Linked DNA regions of Homo sapiens: all the other regions are linked to region 1. A link is an interaction called in ENCODE POLR2A ChIA-PET data of the cell type or tissue named here. Cell type or tissue: GM12878. All regions are shown on one strand. Each heading gives the region's core, and the rest is flanking DNA. Links, peaks and the distances in the headings are about the cores only. Region 1 overlaps LOC643339 (a long non-coding RNA gene). Region 2 overlaps LINC02413 (long intergenic non-protein coding RNA 2413). Region 3 overlaps LOC643339 (a long non-coding RNA gene). Region 4 overlaps PLXNC1 (plexin C1).

Region 1 (5,637 bases), core at 438-5,437:
ACTCTCAACTCACTGGCCTTCCCCCACCCACCAAATTATCCTTAAAAACTCTGATCCACAAATGTTCAGCAAGACTGATTTGAGTAATAATAAGCTCTGGTCTCCTGCCCAAAAAAAAAAAAAAAAAAAAGGGAATATTTCAAGAGAAAAACAATCTTAACCCAAAGCATTCCTTAATAATGGTGGAATTTTAGGAGGCAGAGGTGTTTAGGGGTTGGGGGGCCTTCCTGGTAACACTTAGGTCAGATCTCCTACCTTCCACCAAGCTGTTTCTCTCCCAAAACAGGGCCTTTGCATGTGCTATTCACTTGGCCAGGATTTTGCCTCCCATCCTCATTCCTTTCACTACTTAGCACCTACTCATCTTGAAGGTCTCAGTTGAAGCATCACTTTCTCAGGGAAGCCCTTGCTGACCTCTTGGACTGGGTCAGATTCCATTAATGGTGCTCACGGCACCATGACCATGTCTTCTTAGCACTTGCCACAGCTTCCATTTTCCATACATTTATGTGACTATTCGATTGTTGGCTGACTCCCCTACTAGATACCAAGTTCCATAAGGGCAGCAGTCAGGCTTGCTCTTGGTCATTTGTATCTGCAGCATGTGTACCTTATCTGATTCATGGTGGGCCCCTATTAAATAGTTGTTGACCAAATAGACCAGGAAACTTCAGTGTCTTTAGGCGTCTTCCTTTTTACTCCTGTCACCCCCACTGTCTTATGGAAGCCAAGAACATACATCAGTATCCTTCTACACAGAAGCTTGTAAATATAAAACGTGGCAGAGCAAAGCAAAGGATGTTAAGTAGTCTCTTTTTTCCTGTTCCTTCCACATAGTCCCTTCACAATGCTCCATACGGACACAGTGCCAATGAGGCATGCACATGCTTGTGCCTGCTGGGGGTGAAGCCCATACCAAGCACATCATAACACTCCTTGGGACAAACTTTAAATAACACAGGCATAGTCATACTGTGGCCAAACCTGTGGACCCGAGCTTGCTGTTCAAGGCCCACAGCTCCAGGACACTGTCCTTTGCAGAAGTTGATTAGCATGATTTGGACCATTGAACTAGAACTCCCTACCTCCCTAAGCAAAGCTTAATCTCGACTGTTTCTGCTTCTGTATTGGAAAAAGAGCTGTCCAGCTTTTGCAGATAAGATCAGGGCCATTTATGAAAGCCGTCTTTACCTTTCTTCTCTTTCCTGCAGGCTGTGATGGTCACATATGGTTATTGCTGGGTCTACATCACCCTGGGAGATTTGTCTAAAAACTGAAAGACAACACTCTGGCCTCAGACCAAATGTGGAGTAGAAATGGCCTAGCTTCTTGGCAGCTTCTCAGTTCCACTGACAGCAGCCTTGCTTGTGGAGGTGGCTGGTATCAGGAATATCTCGAGCTTGGGTCCTGGGAAAATTTTTTTCTGTTGCTTTTGTCAGGAATGGGGTGAGGGAAGCTTTAAAGACTCTCTCTCTCTGTCTCTCTCTCTCTCTCTGTGGCATATTTTACATCTTTTTCTTTCTTTTTTTTTTTTTGAGACGTAGTTTCGCTCTTGTTGACCAGGCTGGAGTGCAATGGCGCGATGTTGGCTCACCGCAACCTCTGCCTCCCGGGTCCAAGTGATTCTCCTGCCTCAGCCTCCCGAGTTGCTGGGATTACAGGCATGCACCACCATGCCCGGCTAATTTTTGTATTTTTAGTAGAGACAGGGTTTCTCATGTTGGTCAGGCTGGTCTTGAACTCCTGACCTCAGGTGATCCACCCACCTTGGCATCCCAAAGTGTTGGGATTACAGGTGTGAGCCACCGTGCCTGGCCTACATCAAATATTTTTTAAAATCCTAGAACAAACCAAGATAGATTTCGCTCTAGGAACAGCATCTATCTGTCATTTATAATTGAGACTTTTTAATGTAACTCTCAAGTTTGAGGAACAGAGATTAATTTACATCAAGTGTTTTATAATTGCAATTATTTTGGAGGAGTGAAGGTAGGAAAACAGATCATAATTTAGATTACATGGTAACTTTTTCACACAGTTTAATAAGAAGATTTAAGATGGAGGATTTGGGATCGTCAACCCAAATAGACTTCATTGTTCTTCCAAAAATGGCACGCACAATAAAAGAACAGTGATAATAATAGTGATTACATGTGTGGGCTCAGGTATTGGTTTGAAATCTCAGGTTATTCACTGTGTGACTTCTGGATAATTAAGTCCCTGAGCCCATTTGCAAGCCAGGAAGAGTAATTCCTGCCTGTAGAGTTGTGAGGTGTTTTTTGTTGTTGTTGTTGTTTGTTTGTTTGTTTATTTTTTACAGGATCTCACTCTCTCGACCAGGCTGGAGTGATGTTTTTGATATAAAAACCTATAGGGGGCTGGGCACGGAGGCCCATGCCTGTAATCCCAGCACTTTGGAAGGCCGAGGTGGGTGGATCACTTGAGGCCAGGAGTTCGAGACCAGCCTGGCCAACATGGTGAAACCTCATCTCTACTAAAAATACAAAAATTAGCTGGGCATGGTGGTGCGTGCCTATAATCCCAGTTACTCAGGAGGCTGAGGCATGAGAATCGCTTGAATCTGGAAGGCAGAAGTTGCAGTGAACTGAAACTGCGCAATTGGACTCCAGCATGAGTGACAGAGTAAGACTCTGTCTCAAAAAACAAACAAACAAACAAAAACCTGTGGGGTAGGCAGAGTGTGGAGAGAAAAGAAAAAAAATCCGCCTAAGGGGTAGATAATCTTAGCCAGGTTTTTAGATAAGAAAACTGAGGTCCGGGGTGGTTAGGTGACTAGCCCAGAGTTGCACAGCTAATAAATGGCAGTATCTCAGAACCAGGACCTACATTCAGGTTTTCTAATCCCAATTTAAGGAATTCTTTCTATTATGCCACAGCACTAAAAGTTCAACTAAAATCAGATTGAGAAATTTAAAAGTGTATATTCTATTTATATAACAAATTATGATACTCTCTTATTAGCCTGGAAGAGCAATTTGAAATTTTCAGACAATTTCATTCACTTGCTCTCTGTAAGCCCCAGGAGGATGTGGGTTTTTTCAGATGAGAAGGTATGGAGGATTAGGGGTTTACAGAGCTTCTCGAAAGTCACAGGGCTAGGTTGGGGGCAGGTGTGCTGACAATAGTGCAGCTGCAACTAGGCCTGCCCCCAACAGAGAGTCCCTCTGTGATCCTGCAGGGCCTCGCCAGCACAGGGGCGGGCACCAACTAGACTCCGATGAGTGCGAATTCACTGATAACAGTTAACAGTATTGAATGCCCCAGCTGTGCAGGTTGGGAATTACCTGTATTTTCCCACTTAATCCTTAAGATAATCCACCAGGTTTTTTTCGTTTGTTTGTTTTGTTTTTGAGACAGAGTCTTGCTCTGTTGCCCAGGCAGGAGTGCAGTGGCACGATCTCGGCTCACTGCAACCTCTGCCTCCCGGGTTCAAGTGATTCTCCTGCCTCAGCCTCCTGAGTAGATGGAACTGCAGGCATGTGCCACCACACCCAGCTAATTTTTGTATTTTTAGTAGAGATGGGTTTTCGCCATGTTGGCCAGGCTGGCCTTGAACTCCTGACCTCAAATGACCTGCCCACCTTAGCCTCCCAAAGTGCTGGGATTACAGGCGTGAGCACCACGCCCGGCCGCTACCAGGTTTTGGAGAGGTCATAAACTGAGGAGTGTTCTGCCTGATTCTAACATCTACACACTCACCCATTACATACATACATTCCATTTTGATAAATCAAGTCAGGCTTGCTAATCTTAATTTGGTGCCCTTTCCAGTAGTAATTAGTTTTACTGTGGGCCAATAAAAACCAAGATTCCATATCAAGCACAGAACAATTCAACCAACAGATCCCTAGAAACCTATCAAGAAGGAAGAAAAAGAGATTAAGGAGATTTGGGCAGATCCTTCATAGCTCTCCTTGCAACTTTAATCAACATACAGCATGTTCTCGCAGGGGGAGGTCCCCACCCTCAGCATTGAAAGTGAAATAACACACTCTGTGTTGCTGATCCTGGATTGAAACGTATGACCTACAGAAACTCAATGAGCTTGAATTAATGTTTGTTAAAGAAGAAATATGGTTTTTAAAAGTAGTATCCTTTTGATCCCTGACTGCAAAATACTCAGCTTGGCGCTAACTTAGCTTCTTCCCCTATATACCGTGTCTCTCTCTCTCTCTTTCCCCATGTTGTAGCTATTAAGCACAAATTGAGGACCATGTGATCCTTCATCCTGAGTCAAAAGCCTTTCAAGCTCCCACCCTGAGCCATCCAAGATTCCTTAACTTTCTTTCAGCCTCTATAAAAATCAATTATTGTTCTGTTTTATATACGTACACTGAACCTCTCAACAACAGCTTGATTCAGCAGAACGCTCTGGTCTTAAACTTTTCAGTGAAGCAGTGAGTGGTGAAAGCTTTAGTGTAGCTACTGAACTGATCCTGACAGCAATAAAGGAGAAAAAAAAAGTTTGCTTCCGGAATTGTTAAGAAATGTTTTGCATTGCACAATATCTGAACCAGGAGGGCAGCTCATCAGCTGAACATATTGCCACAGAAGTGCTTCCTCCTGAAGTGGGAGGGGTTGAAAGACAAGAAGGGTCACAGGTAGGAGCTGACAAAGCTGGCAGGCAAAAGCAGCAGAACATTGAACAGAAAGGCACTGAGAATCTCTGGATCTGAAAAGTGATCAGCAGGGTAAAGGATGGCCAAGGACAGAATCCAGTCTTCCTCTTGACCACAGTGCAGCTGTTCTTTTTCTGCTCCATGAATTTGCTAAGGGGGGAAAAAGCAACCCCTGGCCTGTCTACTGTCAAGGACAGTGAAATATGCTGGGTCATGACCAAGTTGTTTCTTAGCTTCCCAGAGCTTCTAACCACTAGACAGCACTATCTCTAGTCCTTGCCGGTAAAATCAAAATTCAGTGCTCTACAGAAGGCAGCATGGTGTAGAGGAGTGCCTCCCAAACTTTAGTCTGCATGGGAATCACCTGGAGTCCTGTTAAAATAGAGATGACTGGGCCCCATGCCAGACTTTCAGATTTAGTAGATCTGGAGTGGGGCCAAGAATTTGCATTTCTAACAAGTTTCCCAGTTGTTACAGATGTTGCTGGTCTGGGAACTATGCTCTGAGAGCCTGTGGTCTAGAGGAGAAACACGGACTTGGGAGTAGACAGACATGGGTTCTGGTACCAGTTCTTCCACTTCCGGTGTGCCTTTGAGAGAGCTGCTTCTTTGAGCTTTGGTTTTCTCATCTGACAGGACAGATAATGGCAGACAATGGTAGTGTGGTTAGATGCATGGACTGTGACTGTGTTCCGATCTGGCTCTGCTACTGTCTATGTGACCTTACACAAATTATTTTCACCTCTTTATCCTTCTATTTGCTCATTTATAGAGTGGGGGTAATAGCAGCATCTACCACGTAGAGTTGCCTTGAGCCTTGAGAGAGTGAGACTATGTAAAGCATTTACAACAGTGCATGGTACATGGGAAACACTAGATAAACATTTGCTATTATGATTTTTTTGCACTTGTTAGAATTACATGGAATAAAGCATGTAAAGTGTCTTATGTGACATCAGACGCATAGAAAGTGTCTAGTAAATGTCAATTTCCTCTCC
Region 2 (5,637 bases), core at 224-5,223, 240 kb after region 1:
GAGGTGGATGAGTCACCCAAGCTAAAGAGGTTGACACCAGCCTGACCAACATAGCGGAACCCCGCCTCTACTAAAAATACAAAAAATTAGCTGGGCATGGTGGCGGGCACCTGTAATCCACCTACTCTGGAGGCTGAGGCAGGAGAATCGCTTGAACCCAGGAGGCAGAGTTTGCAGTGAGTCCAAATCGTACCATCACTCCAGACTGGGCAACAAGAGTGAAACTCCATCTCAAAAACAAAAAACAAAACACTATTAAGACTATTGTTTTTATTTTTGCTCATATCTGTAAAACAGAATTTTTCATGATGGCACTGATAAAAATATAACACCAAAACAAATGACACCTTAGAGCCCTTCATCATGGGTGCTATCAAATACCAGAGTATGAAATACATATAGTGCTATCAAATTAAAAAAAAATTGTACCAAGGGAACATAATATTTGTTGTAGTATAAAATAAATTTTAATGTTATAAATGTTTCTAAATGTATATAAAACTATAAGTATATCCTTTAAAATTATCTACGGTTAACAAATTGTATTTCTTGGGAAGAGCTCTTTTGTATTCTGACATTATGAACTTCCTACATTTTTGGTGTGGAAATATCCTTTCCTGTCTGAAATGATGGCAATGGTAGCTTTTTGTTATTGTTGTTATTGGCAAAATTAACAGTTTGGCAACTCTATGTTAGCTCTTTCTACTGCCTTGGGAAATTTTGCTGTCCTGAAAACTTAAAGTCTGAAAACTACTAACCTAGGAACGCTATTATTCTAAAATATAGGAGAATTAAATAAATGATTTTTAAAAATCCTATATGAATTAAAAACTCATTTGGCTGGGGGAAGGCTGGGAAAAAAAAAGAACTCAGAAACTTTGGCTGGTTTCATTAGTTTGTGTTTCACATAATCCACTGTGTAAAATTTCACTTTCTCCTACCACTTCTTTACTAGGTTATTTTATAAACACCAAATCTGAAAAGAACTGAAATTGTAGAAACTGGAATATATTATAGTTCCGTAGTATCATATATCACAACTCTTTAGAACATGTATTTTTCACTGAATGATACACTATAAAGGTTTGCTTTCATTTGTTGTCTGTGTGTTTGCTTTGATATTTTTGCTTTTGATGTCACATGAGTACGATGCATTAGTGAAATTTGCAAAATGTGCTCTGTAATAGTTGGGGTAGCTTCTTATGTTTGTATCAAAGAAACTAAGTTGATGAGAAATATGGAAATGTGCTTCTGAGTTTAGTAATTTTTTCCCTTACATTGTATAATGTAAGCAATAGACCCATTCCATTAAAGTGTGAAAATAATTTCCTCATGAATTCTGTATCAATGTGGGAAATTTTAGCATGTATGGTTTTACTATGCCTAGCTGCTCAAAGGCTGTCTAAGGAGGTAAAAATAGGCACTGGTTGGATTTTCCCTTCATTTCAGTCCATGCACCAATTCAAATGAATCTAATTTTGCCTGATTAGAAAGCAGATCCCCATCCCTTTACTCCATTCCATGCCATCTCCATTTCAATGAGCTGCGGAAGGGAAACACCATTTCTCTGACACTGACAGTTTCAGAATGAGACCATTTGCAGAGGCTGAGTGTTTCGCCCATAGCAGGTAGTTTTACATCAATTTGCATTAATAGCAAAATTGGAAGAAGTAGCTTGTTAGTATTTTCCTGCTTGGCCTGAAGACTAAAATATGCGATGTTGAGTCCTATACCATTTTGAAAATTCATTTCCCTTTGGAATATATGTGCATTCCAAAATTGACTCAGATTAGAGCTTTTACTGTTGATATTTAGAAACAGTTTGACAATGGCTGCTTAGATACAATGTGTTGCACTTATCCCAGTTTAATTTCAATTTTATTTTTATTGCAAAGAAGGAGATGAGAAAATGTCAGGTCTTAATTTGGAGTAGCTCTTTATGTCCAAGTAAACAGAGAGTAAATTCTTTATTGGCGTCGCTTCTTTCAAATAATGAAATAGTTGATGGAGATTTCTCTGTACATAACAGTGATTTGGCAAATATGAAAATGTTGGGGAGCTCAGAGAACAGTAGAAAAGGTCACGTGTGGTCGCTCACGCCTGTAATCCCAGCTCTTTGGGAGGCCGAGGCAGGAGGATCACTTGAGCCCAGGAGTTCAAGACCAGCCTGGGCAACATGCCAAAACACCGCCTGTACAAAAAATACAAAAATTAGCTGGGCATTGTGGCCCGTGCCTGTAGTTCCAGCTACTTAGGAGGCTGAGGTGGGAGGATCACCTAAGGTAGGGAAGTCGAGGCTGTGGTGAGCTATGATCATGCCACTGCATTCCAGCCTGGGTGACAGAGTGAGACCTTGTCTCAAAAACAAACAAACAAAAAAAAGGAGCCAAACATCTCAAGTTGATGAATACATGAAAATGTAGCATCAAGAACATTCAGAAAAGGGACATAGAATTTGGAGATGAGAAATAAATTTGCAGAAAATACTTCAAGACACCAAAAGTTCCCCAAAATTTTAAGCTAAAACTACATGTGTTAAGTTATTGTTAAGGAATAGAAGAGGTTAATATTTTTAGCAGGAAGAAACTATTAGCAAATCCACAACTTATACTTTTATTTATTCTTCCATTGTGAAGGATACACATATGTTAGCTTAAGTAGGATCTCCTGCCTTACACAATTTCACTGTGGAAAAAATAATATTGACCAAGCCTCTGATCCTGCCTGACATGAAATTGATGATACACATTTAGAATCATGGAATTTTTCAGCTGGAAAGCGCCTTTGGATGACAATTAAAGGCATTAAAAATGTGTGTCCTTCACACCAGTTTCATTTACAATAAGTAATCATAAATGCCACAAAGATAGAAAGTTTAAATAATTATACTGGACAATAGTGCAAATGGGGTCCTCGTTGATGAATGTATTAATTCTCTCTTCTACTAGTGGGTAAAGCTCTTCATAGAATTCTAAAATTTTTGATCTGGGCAACACTTTGGGGATGACTGATTTTGCACAGATGAGGAAACTGAAACTGAGATAGGAGAGTTGACAACATGAAAATCTCACAGCCACTTAGTAATAAAGCCAAGTTCAGCATAGAGAAAGACTGAGCTTTGTGCAAATAGAACATTAGGGCCTTTATTCAGGGAAGCAGCCTTCTTCCACAGACCAGTATGGACTCAGAGGAGGGTGGGAGACACAAACTCAGATAATAGTGAGAGACGAGGAACCCAGACCAGAGCTGAACCTTCTTTGAAAGGCTCTGTGGGAGACCAGAATATCTTCCCCAAAATATGAAGGATTGTTGAGCTGAAGATGCTCAAGAAGAAACAGGTACAGGAGAGGTCTCTGCCTCAATTTGTCCAAAAGGAGGACATAGATTTACAAAGGCAAAAAATATCCTGGCCACCAACCCCCGCCTTTTCCCTCAAGAAAAGTTTAACCACTGAAGACAGCTTTAGACCCTCATCAGCCTAGAGTCGGAACCAGAGGAATTTGCATTGGCAGGCTTTCCTAACTAGCGTTTATCTGCTGTTTGTTTGCTTTTCCTTGAGTTGCCAGCCTGCTCACAGAAACTCAAAAAGTCCTTTCTTGTTGTCTTGCCACTTGTCTAAAAATCTATTGTTCTTTGTTGAAGATGCTATATATAAACTGGAACTTAAAGCCACCTCTTTGAAAACTCATTCTCTGGATGTCCCCCATGCGTGTATAAAATATCCATATTAATAAACTTCTGTTTTTCTCCTGTTTGTCTGTTGTGATGGGTCCGTTCCAACTAAGAACCTGTTGGAGGTTATTGTTACTTCCCTGCAGCTCTTTCTTGTCTGTGTGTGTGTTCATCGTCTCCTTGGTAAGAAAGAACTGTTAACTTAGATCAGAAACTCACAGAATATGATTTGTAACTCGTTGTATATAAAGGATCCTAAATGAACTGTTTCGAAACCCAGAGACAGTATGCCAGAGTGGCCAGGACCTTGGGCCCTGGATGCCAATTGTCTGGGTTTGGTTGTAGGGTGAGAGAGCGGAGAAATCGCCATCCAAACCCTTGTAGGTCATGACAAAGTTTTGTATTGTTATCCCAAGAGCTTTGGGAATTCACAGAGACGAGTGTGTTCCAATTCACATCCAAAAAGCTTATGTGAAAAACCTCTGTCCATTACTAGTTGTGTGAATTTGGGCAAGTAATTTATCCTGTCTGTGCCACGAATTCTTCATGTAAAATGACACCCGCCTTTTACTGTTGCTAGGATAATTAAATGAGATAATGTTTTAAAATGCCCCAAACAATGCCTGGAGCACAGCAGGCTCTCAATGGACTCTAATGGGATTCAGCTCTGCATTTCCCATAGTATGACCATGTGGGCATCATAAGTGGTAAAAGAAAGAAAAAGAAAACACCCAAAGGGAATATAAAGGTTGCTAATAGAAAGAGAAGAAAAGATGTGGAAGTTGAGAAGGAGAAGTTACAGTGGTCTATAGACTCATTCCAGGATTGGTGCGAAGTAGGAGATAAGTGGCGGAGAGGCTCTGGGTTTTGAAATTGGACTTCAGAGACCTCTCACTTTTAATCTACAGCCCTTTGAAATGCTAGTCATGCATGAACAGCATCCTATGCACTCCAGCACTAATAAATTTTTCAGCAGCTCCACTTTGAATTGAGCCTAATATCTACAGCACAGTTATTCTCTGAACCATAAGAACAGTGATCACAGCAAACTCACAGTGAGGGAAGATTTGCTCAGTTTGGCATTTGAAGCTTGCTAAAACCTTGGCTCAACCTGAATCTAATTCATACAGCTCCCTAACCTAAAGGATGCTTAAAACATTTTCCTGGCTCAATATCAAGCCCAGGCTCCCTAAGGCAGCCAGTCACCACCTCTCTCTTCCATGTCATCTCACTGCTCCTGGCCTTAAACTTCGTGCTCTCATAGCAACCCTGAGTGACCTGGAGGCCCTCTTTCTCCCTACACACCAGTACATTTTCTAACCAGTTTCTTTGCTCAGAAGTGTCCTCTCCCCGCCTCGCCTGCACGATTGCACGTGATTCCTACTCACCTCCACCAGGAAGCCTTCTCTGATGCCTCTGACTGGGAGAGGTACCCCTCTTTGCATAGCCTGCTCCACACATCATGTTAGAGTTCCTGGTTCCTCTTGATGACTCTGGGCTCTTTGTATCCACAGTATTCAGTGCCTGGCTTAGAGAAGGCTGTTGTTATCATGAGCGAGCCCTTTGATCCATGTAAACCGCTCACCCTCTGTCCCAGGGCTTACCATTCTTACTGGGATATGTCCCCTGCATTTTCAGAATGCCTGAAACTCTTGCTCGGTGTATTGTGTGCCTCTTTGTGTCACTGTGTATTTTGCTATCTGTTTAAGCCTTTCCCAAACACAGAGTATTTGGGAGAAAGACAGCAAGCAGCTTTTCCATCTCTATCCTCAAAACTTTAATTTAATGGCCAAACACATGGAGGTGCTTGATAAATAGCTGTCAGTAATGAGATGTTGATTTCTGTCTTCACTCTAGCTTCCACCCTTTTCCCATCAAATCCCACTCATCCTTAAGGTCTACCTCTTCCATGGACTGTTGCTTTTATTTTTCTTTAGAACACTTAGTCATTCACTGTACTTCACT
Region 3 (5,637 bases), core at 250-5,249, 140 kb after region 1:
TATGAAATTCTGACTTTCTTTCATCATGTATTTACACTAGGCAAAGCTAGGAATATTGTAATTGTCTGTGATGTTTTGAAAACACTTGTCACAAACTGAAGCCAAATGCTGATTAATGTTAAGTGTTTTGAAGAACCAAGCTTTTGGCTCATTAACTGGACTAGAATGGCATTACCCATCAGCTTCAAGTTCTGATAATTGCTCATCACAGATTGGCACTAATTTAGTAGTAATGGTGCTGACAGATTTGTATGTTTTCCCTATATTGAACATTATGCACATATAAAGACTGGTGTGAATGCCAGACCTGGAATCAGGAGACCTGGTCCCAGATGTGCCACAGTGTGACCATGGGCAAACAAACTTATCTTTCTGTGTCTCTGTTTCCTTACCTATAAAATAAGGGGCTTATATAGGATGATCTTCAATATCCTTTTTTACTGAAATTCTATGGTGTCACCAGTATGCAGTTTGGTCTTGAGTTGCATAATAAGCACAGATTCATTTTAGAAAAGGCATAAACGTTGGTATACATGGAACATGGGCAAGATCGTCAGTTTATTTCCCTTCTTCTCTACATTTTTTCTATATTAAGAGGGAAAGAAATGTTCCCTGTCGGGCTTGCAGGATAAGCCCTTAATCAAATGTTACATACCATCTGTTTGAGACAGTATTTGGTAAGTCAAACTTAAGTAGCTATAATCACTGTGGAATCCAAAACTGTTTCCTGTTATCCTGTCTGTTTTCTGCAGACAGGAGATAGTCTAGCTTCTTAAGCCAGTACAAAACAGTAATATTGCAAGGAAGAAAGACATTTATTTTGAGGCTCATGCTTTGAAACTGCTTATTGAATTTGTCTTTCCTTTTCTCCCTAGATATTCTCCCACTTATTTACGCTGCTTCTCTGCCTCACTCTTCTCTATCCAAGTCCTCTACCCCCTCAACATGTCTCACTGTCTTCCTCTCTGTTCCATTCCTTGGCATAATCCTTGGGGATTTCAACATATATGTTGATAATTCTTACCCTGGCATTAGAAGAGGACAGGCCCAAAGGTTAATGATTGGTTCAAGGTCACACAGCTATCTCATGCCAGAGCAGGATCAATTATCGGGAGGATTAATCAGACAATGTATGATGTAATTAGTCTGTGGACCCATGGATTCATAGAGTGTGGACCCATGAATTCCCCTGCCCCCAACAGATTAGAATAAAGTGAATACAGAGCTCCGTCAGGCTGCCTGTCCTGCTGTCTGCAGCCGTCGGCGCTGGTCATTTATTTCTCTTTGAAGACTATGAAAATAGCTTTAAAAGCTGCCTTATGTTTCCTTCCAACATTAACCACAGTTTCTTAAAGTCCACCTTTCTATACGACTGGCTGGATGACATCTAACACACTCCCTTTTCTATTTGAGAGGCTGGGGTCATCCTCTAGAACCATCGGCCATTTCTTGCATCTGTGGAAGTGGTGACAGCTGAGCAAATGATGAAGATTCTCTAGTGTTCAACACTGTCTGAGCCCATGGGGTTGGGTTACCAGGGTATGGGTATCCCCATACATCCATGCTTCTCAGGATGGTAAGTATCATGTAAGCACAGCTCCTCAACTGCTGCCCCGTGAGTCTGTTGTCATTTGTCAGAGGCCAATGCCACGGACTGTTTACTTGATGTGGAGACAAGGCACCACATCTTTCTTGACCTTTTCAAGTTCTTAAGTTCTAATCTTGAACAGTAGTGATGTTGCAATATCTGGAACTAGCAAAGGATACTGATGAGAAAACGTGGAATCATGTGGGATGTGACCTCCTAGGACTCACCTTGCACAGCTGGGTGCAGCAGGGATAGGTAAGGATTTGGGGTTTAGAGGTACAATTGCCTTTTTATGGTTAGAGAAAGGTCCTGGGGCTGGAGGGAGCCTGACGATCTGCTCTGTGTGCAAGGGGAGAGTTAACTCTGCACGCAAGAGCCTGCTTAAAGGGCTGTGTCAGTTCTATTGTAAACACCAACTTAAAGTGGTGGATGCTGGGCAGACATTGTTATTGCCATTCCAAAAAGAAAACAAAAAAAAAAGATGAAATTGTGGGTCTGAGTCAAGGTCACCCTGCAAGGAGCTCTTGCCTGTTGAAAATGAGAGCTAAGTTTTGGGTCAGGTTACATCTTTCTATTCTTTAACTTAACCCTCCCACTGATGGCTCAGAGCAGCTCCTTACTCTGACCTACTGGGTTTGTTTTTTTTTTTTTTTTTCTGGACTGGAGGGAGTTACCACACCTCCAGGTTCTGATCTTTGATGGGGTTGGGTAGGACCTAATGGCAACATTTGGATCATATTTGACTAAGGTGACTGCTCTATCCAGCAGAATAGGTCTTTCACAAGCATTTTCAGTAACGGAGGTGATTTAGACATGACCTCATAACACAGGGGAGGCAGCAAGAGACTAGCATCCAGACTCTGAGGTCAGAGTATTCCAGGCTCAAATCCCAACTCTTCACTGTGTGATTCTCGGCTGTGTGACCTCACTGTAGCTCAATTTCTTGGTCTGTAAAATGGGTCAAAAAAAAAAAAAGAAAAAAGAAAATCCTTAGGATGAGTGATATGGTTTGGCTTTGTCCCCACAAATCTCATCTTGAATTGTAGTTCCCATAATCTTCACCTATTGTGGGAGGGACCCGGTGGGAGGTAATTGAATCATGGGGGATTTACCCTCATGCTGTTCTCATGATAGTGAGTGAGCTCTCACAAGATCCTGTGGTTTTTTAAGGGGCTTTTCTCCCTTTCCTTTTGCTTGGCACTTTTCCTTGCTGCTGCCATGTGAAGAAGGATGTGCTTGCTTCCCCTTCCACTGTCATTGTAACTGTCCTGAGGCCTCCCCAGCCACGTGGAACTCAGTCAAGTAACCCTCTTTCCTTTATAAATTACTCAGTCTCAGGTATGTCTTTATTAGCAGCATGAGAACAGACTAATACAATAAGATAATCTTTGGAAAGTCCTTGCCTCATAAAGGTATTCAGGAAATTCTTTTTTTTTTTTTTTTTGAGATGGAGCTTGCTCTGTTGCCTGGGCTGGAGTACAGTGATGTGATTTTGGCTTACCGCAGCCTCTTCCTCCCGGGTTCAAGTGATTCTCCTCCCTCAGCCTCCTGAGTAGCTAGGATTACAGGCATGTGCCACCATGCTCAGCTAATTTTTGTATTTTTAGTAGAGATGGGGTTTTGCCATGTTGGCCAGGCTAGTCTCGAACTCCTGACCTCAGGTGATCTGCCTGCCTCGGCCTCCCAAAGTGCTGGGATTACAGGCATGAGCCACTGTGCCGAGCTAGAAAATTATTTTTTCACTGTCCTTCACCCCAGGCACATGCTGAATACAGCAGCAATATGCTAAATCACATTAAAAAATAATAATAATAAATGTGACTGGGCGTGGTGGCTCATACCTGTAATCCCAGCACTTTGGGAGGCCAAGGAGGGCAGACCGCTTGAGCCCAGAAGTTGGAGACCAGCTTGGGCAGCATGGTGAAACCTCATCTCTACAAAACAAAACAAAACAAAACAAAACAAAACAAAAATAAGCTGGGTGTGGTGGCGCACACCTGTGGTCCTAGCTCCTCAGGGGCTGAGGTGGGAGGATAGCTCGAGCCTGGGAGGTCGAGGCTCTGGTGAGCCTAGATTGCGCCACTGCACTCCAGCCTGGGTGACAGAGCAAGACCCTGTATCAAAAAAGAAAAAAAAAGATAAAATAAATGTTATGCTTAGGTAAGCTAAGTGACTCAAGAGCTAGCAAAAATTAGGTTTTTAGGGTTAGCTATGTCACATGCCAAGTATGGATTTTCTGTTACTGGGCTTTAAATATGTTAATGAGAGAATGTTCATGCTCCTTGGGTGGAAGCACCATACAATATTTTATGCCACTGGTACCCATAAGGAAGTACTGAGACAAATGGAACCCCATAAGTTTTGCACTGTGAGTGAATTGGGCCCTCGTTCTTCTTGCGCTACCAGGGCATGGGATCCACAAGGAGGGGAAGACTGTCTACGTGAAAACTGCAATTGTTTGCCATACCTTGCAATTCTAATTATTGAAGATTTAGGTTGAAGCACAGCTTTTTATATAGGAGGCTTTTTGGTTTTATTTTTTGTTTTTGAGACAGGGTCTCACTCTGTTGCCCAGGCTGGAGTGCAGTGGCATGATCACAGCTTACTGCACCCTTGATCTCCCAGGCTCAAGAAATCCTCCAGCCTCAGCCTCCCAAGTAGCTAGGACTACAGGTGCATGCCACCGCTCCTGACTAATTTTTTTTTTTTTTTTTTTAGTAAAGATAAGGTCTTGCTATGTTACCCAGGTTGGTCACAAACTCCTGGCCTAAAGCAATCCTCCTGCCTCAGCCTCCCAAAGTGCTGAGATTACAGGTTTGAGCCACTATGCCTGGACTATATGGGAGTTTTATGATCAAGAATTAAGAAATAAAAAAAATAGCTCACAGAATTGACTCTTACTTTTAGATGTAATCAGTTTGAAACAATGACTTCAATACTTAAAGTTTGAGATCATTATATTCTGCTATAATTCCCTTTTATTTTCCCCCATCACCCGACAAACCAAAAAGCAGGTCTTCTCTACCCACGTTACAGTCCATGAGATAAGTTTAATTAAAATCTCTCTATCTGTAACACACTTAGATTGGCAGTGAGCAAGGGGGGCAGGTACAAAGCTATGTCACATAACCTTGCCTTCAAGTTATATAGTAGGAAAAAGTAGCTTACAGTTCAAAATAATCATTACACATATATTTCAGGTAGAAAACATAGTTGCTTTTCATTTCTATATCTACTAGGAAAGTAGAGCTGTTCTTCTAGGCTATGTCATTCCAAGTTCTCATTTGCATGTAACTGGTGGTATAATGGCCTTCTAGCTCCGGATGTAGAAGGTGACAGTGTGCCCATCAATTATGTTGATGGATATATTAAACATCATCTGGGTAAAGGCATTCCTTCCTGACATACTACTCAGCTTACATTAATACAGTATTTCATAAGAAGAAGAGGATGCTCCCAATGTGCTGAGTAGGACATAAACTTCAAGTTGTATTTATTTCATTCATCTACTTATTCATTCATTCATTCATTCATTCATTCACTCAATCATTCTACCAAGATGTATGCAATGCCTGCTACGTTTCAGGCCCCATACTAAATGCTGAGCTTCAGAGATGGCTATGATACCATAGCTATCTGAGATGAACTAATAGTTTAAACAAGATTTCTTGCCCTGTGGCCCATGGGTCCCTAGTGAATCTGAAGTCAGGTTTAGGGGATCTAGAAGTCTCTTGAAATTAAATGCAGTCATTGGTCTGAATGTGCATATACACATTTTTCTGAGACAAGGACCCATATCTTTCATCAGATGATGAAAGTGATTGGGATCCAAAAAGATTAAAGAGCAACTGGTCTTGAAGGGAAGAAAACCCAACCTCGGTTCCAGCAGACAGCCATCAGCTCTGTAACCCTGGCTGGAACCCAGGGGGGAAGCTTCCCTGAGTTTCCTCCCCTGGGGGTCTACCGTCAATGTGTCTTCATCTCTGATTCTCTCTCTTCTCACTCCTAAGTTACTCTTTTCTATTATATTCACTCTGTTTTTTTAAAGT
Region 4 (5,637 bases), core at 353-5,352, 1.0 Mb before region 1:
CATGATCAGCAGCAACTCCCTTCTCTTTCACCAGGGACTGGTCATGTAACCCAGCTCTGGCCAACACATAAAACCAAGGGTTTTCTTTCTTTCTTTTTTAATAGACAGGGTCTCACTCTGTTGCCCAGGCTGAAGTGCAGTGATCATGGCTTACTGCAGCCTCGACCTCCCAGGCTCAGGCAATCCTCCCACCTCAGCCTCCCACATAGCAGAGACTACAGGTGCACACTGCCATGCTTGGCTAAATTTTTTTTTTTTTTTTTTTTTTTTTTTTTTTTAGAGACAGGGTCTTGCTGTGTTGCCCAGGCTAGTCTTGAACTCCTGAGCTCAAGTGATCCTCCCACCTTGGCTTCCCAAAGTGCTGGGATTACAGGTGTGAGCCACCACACCCTGTTGGAAGTCTTCTATCCAAACAAAAGGGGGAGTAGCGCTTGGAGCGGTGGCAGCCATCTTGTGACTAGGATGGCAGGGCCAGGAGGTACTGGGAGATGGTGACGCAGAGCTCTGACACCACGGAATGTAGGGACCGGCTTGGAGCTCCTTCCCTCCAGACTTTCTGCTCTAAGAGGCAAGTCATGCTCTTACTATTTCAGGCATCCTTAGTTCAATTTTCTCTTACTTATAGCTGCATGTGCCAAACTGCCAGAGCTCATTTTGTGGATGCTGAGGTAGATTCGTCTATTGATGACCATTTACTTTGCACCTATTGTGTGCAGGGCACTGTAGGTGATACAAATCAGAACCTGTACTCATCCTGCTTGGGAAGTACTAGCAGACTAGTAGAAGAACTGTGGGGCATATACAACACATTCTAATGCCAGGTAGAATGTGGGAGGTACAGACGGAGCATTTTAGGGATTTAGAGAGGTACCTCTTTTAGGTCGGCAGGGGGTTTTCAAACAGAGAAATCAAGGAAGGCTGCATGGAGGAGGCAGCATTTGAATTGGGTCGCAAAGAGCTGTAGTTCATGAGGGAGGCCCCTAGACCATGGAGACACTTGGCTTCCAGTCTCTAATTAGACTGGTGAGCAGGAAGCTTCAATCACTCACTCAGGCTATCAGGTCAGGAAGTCTACAGAAAAAAATCCCACCTTCTTTGGGTGGAAGTATGGGTGGAGGACTTGTAGCCCAGGCCTGCCTCCCAAAACCACCTCCTGCCACCTGAAAGAGAGTCCCTGTACTATTCATAGGAAAAAAATATGGTAAAGAAAAGAATATGGTTCTAGATTTGTAATAATAAGGACCAGCATTTATTGAGTGCTTATCACGTACTGGGAATGCAATTATAGGTTCATTCAATCCTCACAACTGCTCTATGAAGTAGGTGCCATTATTAGCCTCATTTAATGGATGAGGAAACCGAGACCAGAGAGATTTAGAAGCATGTCCAAAATCATGGAGCCGGTGGGAGTCATAACTAGGACGTGTCCTGACTCTGGGCTGCGAAGCGAAGAGGCCAGCCAAGGTGATGAGCCTCCCAAGGGCAGTTCCCCTCTGCTTGAAGGCCTCAATGAATGCCCTCCCAGGAGACAGGCTGGACATAGGCGATCTGGTAGAGGAGGCTTGACCTCCTCACCCCAGCTTGATATTGAACCCCACAGAACCCACTGAATCTGGAGCACCCTGTGCCTCCGGTGCCACCCAAGGACATTTTTACAGAGCTTCTGTTCACCCAGAATAAAGGTGACATTTCCCAGCCTCTGCTGCTGCCAGGTGTGGCCAGTATGCTCCAGATTCAGTGGGCTCAAATGATCCTCCCACCTTGGCCTCCAAAGTGCTGGGATTACAGGTGTGAGCCACCATGCCCAGTGGGAAGTCTTCGATCCGAACAAAAGGGAGAGTAGTGCTTGGAGCGGTGGCAGCCATCTTGTGACTAGGATGGCAGGGCCAGGAGGCACTGGGAGATGGTGACCCAGAGCTGGCCTCTTGGCTTCGCAGCTCAGAGTCAGGACATGTTCTGGTTATGACTAAGTCCTGGCCGATGACATTAAGTGGATATGTTATGTGGCACTTCCTTAAAAGATGGCTGGTGACCATCTGCCCTCCTTTCTACAGCCCTGCTTACATCCTGCTGGCTGGGATGGGGAATGAGGCTGGGGTGAGCAGACACTTAGAATATGAGGACAAGAGAGGAGCAGCTGCTCTACCAGCCCTGCACTGCCCACCCAGAATGCCACCAGGGAGAGAACTCAGCTTCTCTGTTGCTGAAGCCACAGACATCTTGGGTCTCTGTTCTGTACAACTGAACTGCATCCTGATTGATTTGGGAATGATGCCTATTACCAAGGAGGGTTATGAGAAAGAAAAGACTATTGGAAAATGTATGGTCCAGAAGGCCCGGGAAGAGGGCCAGGCTGGAAAGGCCTGGCCCCTTTGTAGCATGTCAGCCATCAGCCTCTCACAGGTTATCACGGTCGTCTCCTGTTCACATCTGCCCAATGGGATACTGTCTGCCACAGGTTGTAAACACCCCATCACAGCGGTCATATGTAACATTTTTAACAAGAACATAAGCACACAGGCACCCAAGAAATGCTTTTCATGATGATGGAATCAGCTAATCAACTCCCCCACATCCCACATCATCAATAAATAACCAACCAAAAAGAATACTGACGGGACACTTTCTGCTTAGTGAAGCTTACAGGAGACAAGAGAAAAGCACACCTCAGACAAGGAAAACTGAATCAAAAAAGAATGAGCACCTACTTCACACCAGGAAAGATGGCTAGACGTGGTACATGTATTATTTTCTGACCTCACCACAAATATGCGAGGGCAGGTTTTGGTCATTGCCTGTTTACAGAAGAGGAAACAGGTTTTGAGAGGTTGAGAGACTTGCCCAGAGTAAAGTGGCTGAGCCCAGATTCAAACCCAAGACTATCAGACTCCAAACCCCACCTCTTCTGCACACGGCCTGGGAACATGTAACTGCATTCCCCTTTCACTACCGGTTTTACCCATCGTCCCGTCACATGATTTGGTGGTTTTGGGTATTGAGGAGGCAGAGAGGATAAGGCTGCAGGGGGCTGGCAGGATGAATCAAGGGCAGGGGAACAGGTCTTTTCCCACATGGGAAGATGATCTGGCTACCTCACTGTCTCCTCAACCATATTCTTGGCTAATAAAAGCAGGAACGTTGCTGCCTCCTTTCTGTGATACCTTATAATGCCTAGAAAGTAACTGTAAGATAATTTATTACAAACTGGCAACTTTATCATAAAAGGCCTTGGAGCAATAATTGCTTTCATTAAATAAAACCTATAAAATATATTTCTAATTTTATTTCAGGGCCGAATGAAAGTCAAGAGAAAAGCCTAGTTCTTATACCAACCTGAATTAAAGAGAGAAGAAACAAGAAAGAAAATTCAGTTTCAGAAGTTCCGTAGAAGCAGCATGAGGCCAGTTAGAAGTGCAAGTCTGAGGGAAACTTCTGATCTAAGCTTCTTTCCAAGCCAGAGTCAGCAGCCCTGGGACATTCTGCCTGACGTTCCCCTTTGAGCTGCGCTTGCCCATCCAGCCTCCCCTCTTCACTCTGCTCCCCTTTTCCTTTCCCCACAAAGATCCATAAATCACAGCTTCCTGGATCAAGGGATCTGCTACTCTAACAGAAGAGTAAGGGGTGGAGGACAGGGTAACGAGAGCCTTTTTCCATTTAAAAAAAAAAAAAAGTAATGGAGATAATTTTCTCAAATTTAGGTTTCTCTCACCAATTTTTCTATACTTGCTAGCATTTGCTAACGTTTTGTCCATCCTAGAATCAAGTATGAAGAGCTGTCTGATTTAGCCCAAGATAACTGATTTTAGTATTCACAGTATTTGCGGGTGCAGGGTTGGGGGTGGGGGTGGGTGTTGTGTGTTGGCAAAGAGCCCCATGAGTTTCAGACTTGTAAATAGTGGCAAGGCATTTCCATTGCTGTGTCCCAGAAGGGGAGGAAAGAGGCCAACCTGTTTGTGGGTTTGTGGGAGGGAGGATTCTGGTTCCTATTCTCTACTATGTCAAGCTCTAGATTAAAGGCCAACAAACTTTCTGCAAAGGGCCAGAAAGTATTTAAGACTTAAAACTCATATGATCTCTGTGACAACTACTCCACTCTGCACTGTAGCAGGAAAGCAGCTATAGACAATAAGGAAATGAACAGGTGTTCCAATAGAACTTTATAAAAATAGGCAGAGGGGCCACATTTGGCCCACAGGCTGTTGTTTGCTGGTCCCTGCTCTAGATAACAGTACCTTCAAATGGAATGCTAACTTTGACAATAGCAACAAGACAAATCTGGAAAATGCTTTCTATCTCCGCCATGACTTGTGATAAAATTTACCATTCTCTGAGGGGTACAAATATAAATAATGATCCTAACAATAACATAATAGAGTCACATTTGAGCTATAAAGAAAAAAAGTAAATACTTTTATATTTAGATAACTAAATTATTTTCTAATTCCAAGATTACAGGCATGAGAAGAAAGTGTATGAAGAGGAAAGTCATTTAAAGCACCCATTACATGTTAATTTTTCATTTTCCATGACTTGCCATCAACGAGGGAATGACTTACCTAAAATGATTGTAAAAAGTGGTTTCACTCTTTGATCAGGAAGCTCAGAACACTAACTATGAAGTTAGTAATGGTTTCAGTACTATTGCAAGTCATAATGGAAATGATTTGCACTATGGTAGAGAGAAAAATAAAAAGCTCAAGAATTGTTAATTAACTTCACTGTTTCTCCACAAATGGTAGGAGTATTAAAAACAAGATTGCTGAAGTGCAAACATCAGGATTTAATGAACAATGGAATGTAATTGAAGTAACAGAGAATGACTTAATCGGGACAGTGGGTTGTTTAATTACGGGGCTAATGGATCTTCTGCAAGGACAAACTAAATGGAACAGAAGCAGCCAGCACTGGTAGGCAGAGCACTGTTAAAGGAAGTATACTAGTAAGAAACTCCTGGTGGAGACACCTAGGGCTCTGTTGTATATGAGATATTTTATTAAACGTAATTGTCCCAAAATGGTAACTGCTAGAGAAAGAGACAGACTGGGGTAGGCTGGCATAAACCTTCAATAAATCAAATTGGAGGCATTAATATTTCTGCAGGCATGTACTTGTGCTTTTTCAAGAATTTCTAATAATCTTGAAAACTTTCTTATAGATAGGAGAATGAAGGCAATAATATTTTTGTCGGAACAGTTTTCCAGGGTGCCAAGATGCTCTCTCTCAGATACAGCAGATTGGCAAGCTCGTTTTCTAAGAGTTCAAAAAACCATTTCACACTTAACTTTGATTACAAGTCAACCTTCTCTTGCTAATTCAGCACGCTTGCTACGAGTTATTGGTTTTTCTCATCTCTTCCTGAAAGTGAAGCAAATGTCCCTTCTCCCATGTGAAATCCTCAAACTTTCACTAACTCCTCCAAAGTTCCACTCTTGACAAAACGTAAGCTGAGTGAGTCTGAGATACTCCATCAACAAAATCAAACATGTTCAAAATTTTGCAAAGGGGAAAAAAACCCAGCAGAGCAATAGGTCTTATTATCGGCCGGATGCAGTTGCTCACACCTGTAATCCCAGCACTTCGGGAGGACAAGGCAGGTGGATCACTTGAGGCCAGGAGTTCAAGACCAGGCTAGCCAAC

The links. Peaks named below come from ENCODE experiments on the same cell type or tissue, not always from the same donor. Only the 100,000 strongest peaks of a DNase experiment are listed, where the experiment ranks them.
Region 2: POLR2A ChIA-PET joins it to region 1 with 5 read pairs; 2 of 35 experiments call an interaction of 5 or more read pairs at or near these places.
Region 3: POLR2A ChIA-PET joins it to region 1 with 5 read pairs; 2 of 35 experiments call an interaction of 5 or more read pairs at or near these places.
Region 4: POLR2A ChIA-PET joins it to region 1 with 7 read pairs; 1 of 35 experiments calls an interaction of 5 or more read pairs at or near these places.

The regions. Positions count from the first base shown.
Region 1 is chr12:93,243,226-93,248,862 of GRCh38, reverse strand. All of the region lies in intron 2 of LOC643339 (a long non-coding RNA gene), which reads left to right. Among named protein-coding and RNA genes, the nearest start is that of LINC02412, 72 kb to the right of the region's middle. RefSeq lists an enhancer at 4,902-5,161. In GM12878, for the core only: no CTCF peak of the experiment used is centred there; DNase peaks (open chromatin) are centred at 3,112, 4,022, 4,542, 5,272 and 1 weaker place; H3K4me3 peaks cover 1,818 bases; H3K27ac peaks cover 3,901 bases.
Region 2 is chr12:93,005,653-93,011,289 of GRCh38, reverse strand. LINC02413 (long intergenic non-protein coding RNA 2413) reads right to left here. Exons shown (of 4, transcript XR_945212.3): 3 at 5,061-5,196. The region is part of intron 3 of LOC643339 (a long non-coding RNA gene); the gene reads left to right. Among named protein-coding and RNA genes, the nearest start is that of LINC02413, 18 kb to the right of the region's middle. RefSeq lists an enhancer at 3,014-3,323. In GM12878, for the core only: no CTCF peak of the experiment used is centred there; a DNase peak (open chromatin) is centred at 3,050; H3K4me3 peaks cover 408 bases; H3K27ac peaks cover 2,477 bases.
Region 3 is chr12:93,104,207-93,109,843 of GRCh38, reverse strand. The region is part of intron 3 of LOC643339 (a long non-coding RNA gene); the gene reads left to right. LOC105369908 (a long non-coding RNA gene) reads right to left here. Exons shown (of 4, transcript NR_188219.1): 4 at 1,230-2,536. Among named protein-coding and RNA genes, the nearest start is that of LINC02412, 67 kb to the left of the region's middle. In GM12878, for the core only: no CTCF peak of the experiment used is centred there; no DNase peak of the experiment used is centred there.
Region 4 is chr12:94,268,797-94,274,433 of GRCh38, reverse strand. The region is part of intron 21 of PLXNC1 (plexin C1); the gene reads right to left. It also overlaps a transcript of CEP83 not described here. Among named protein-coding and RNA genes, the nearest start is that of PLXNC1-AS1, 95 kb to the right of the region's middle. In GM12878, for the core only: no CTCF peak of the experiment used is centred there; a DNase peak (open chromatin) is centred at 2,851; H3K27ac peaks cover 1,039 bases.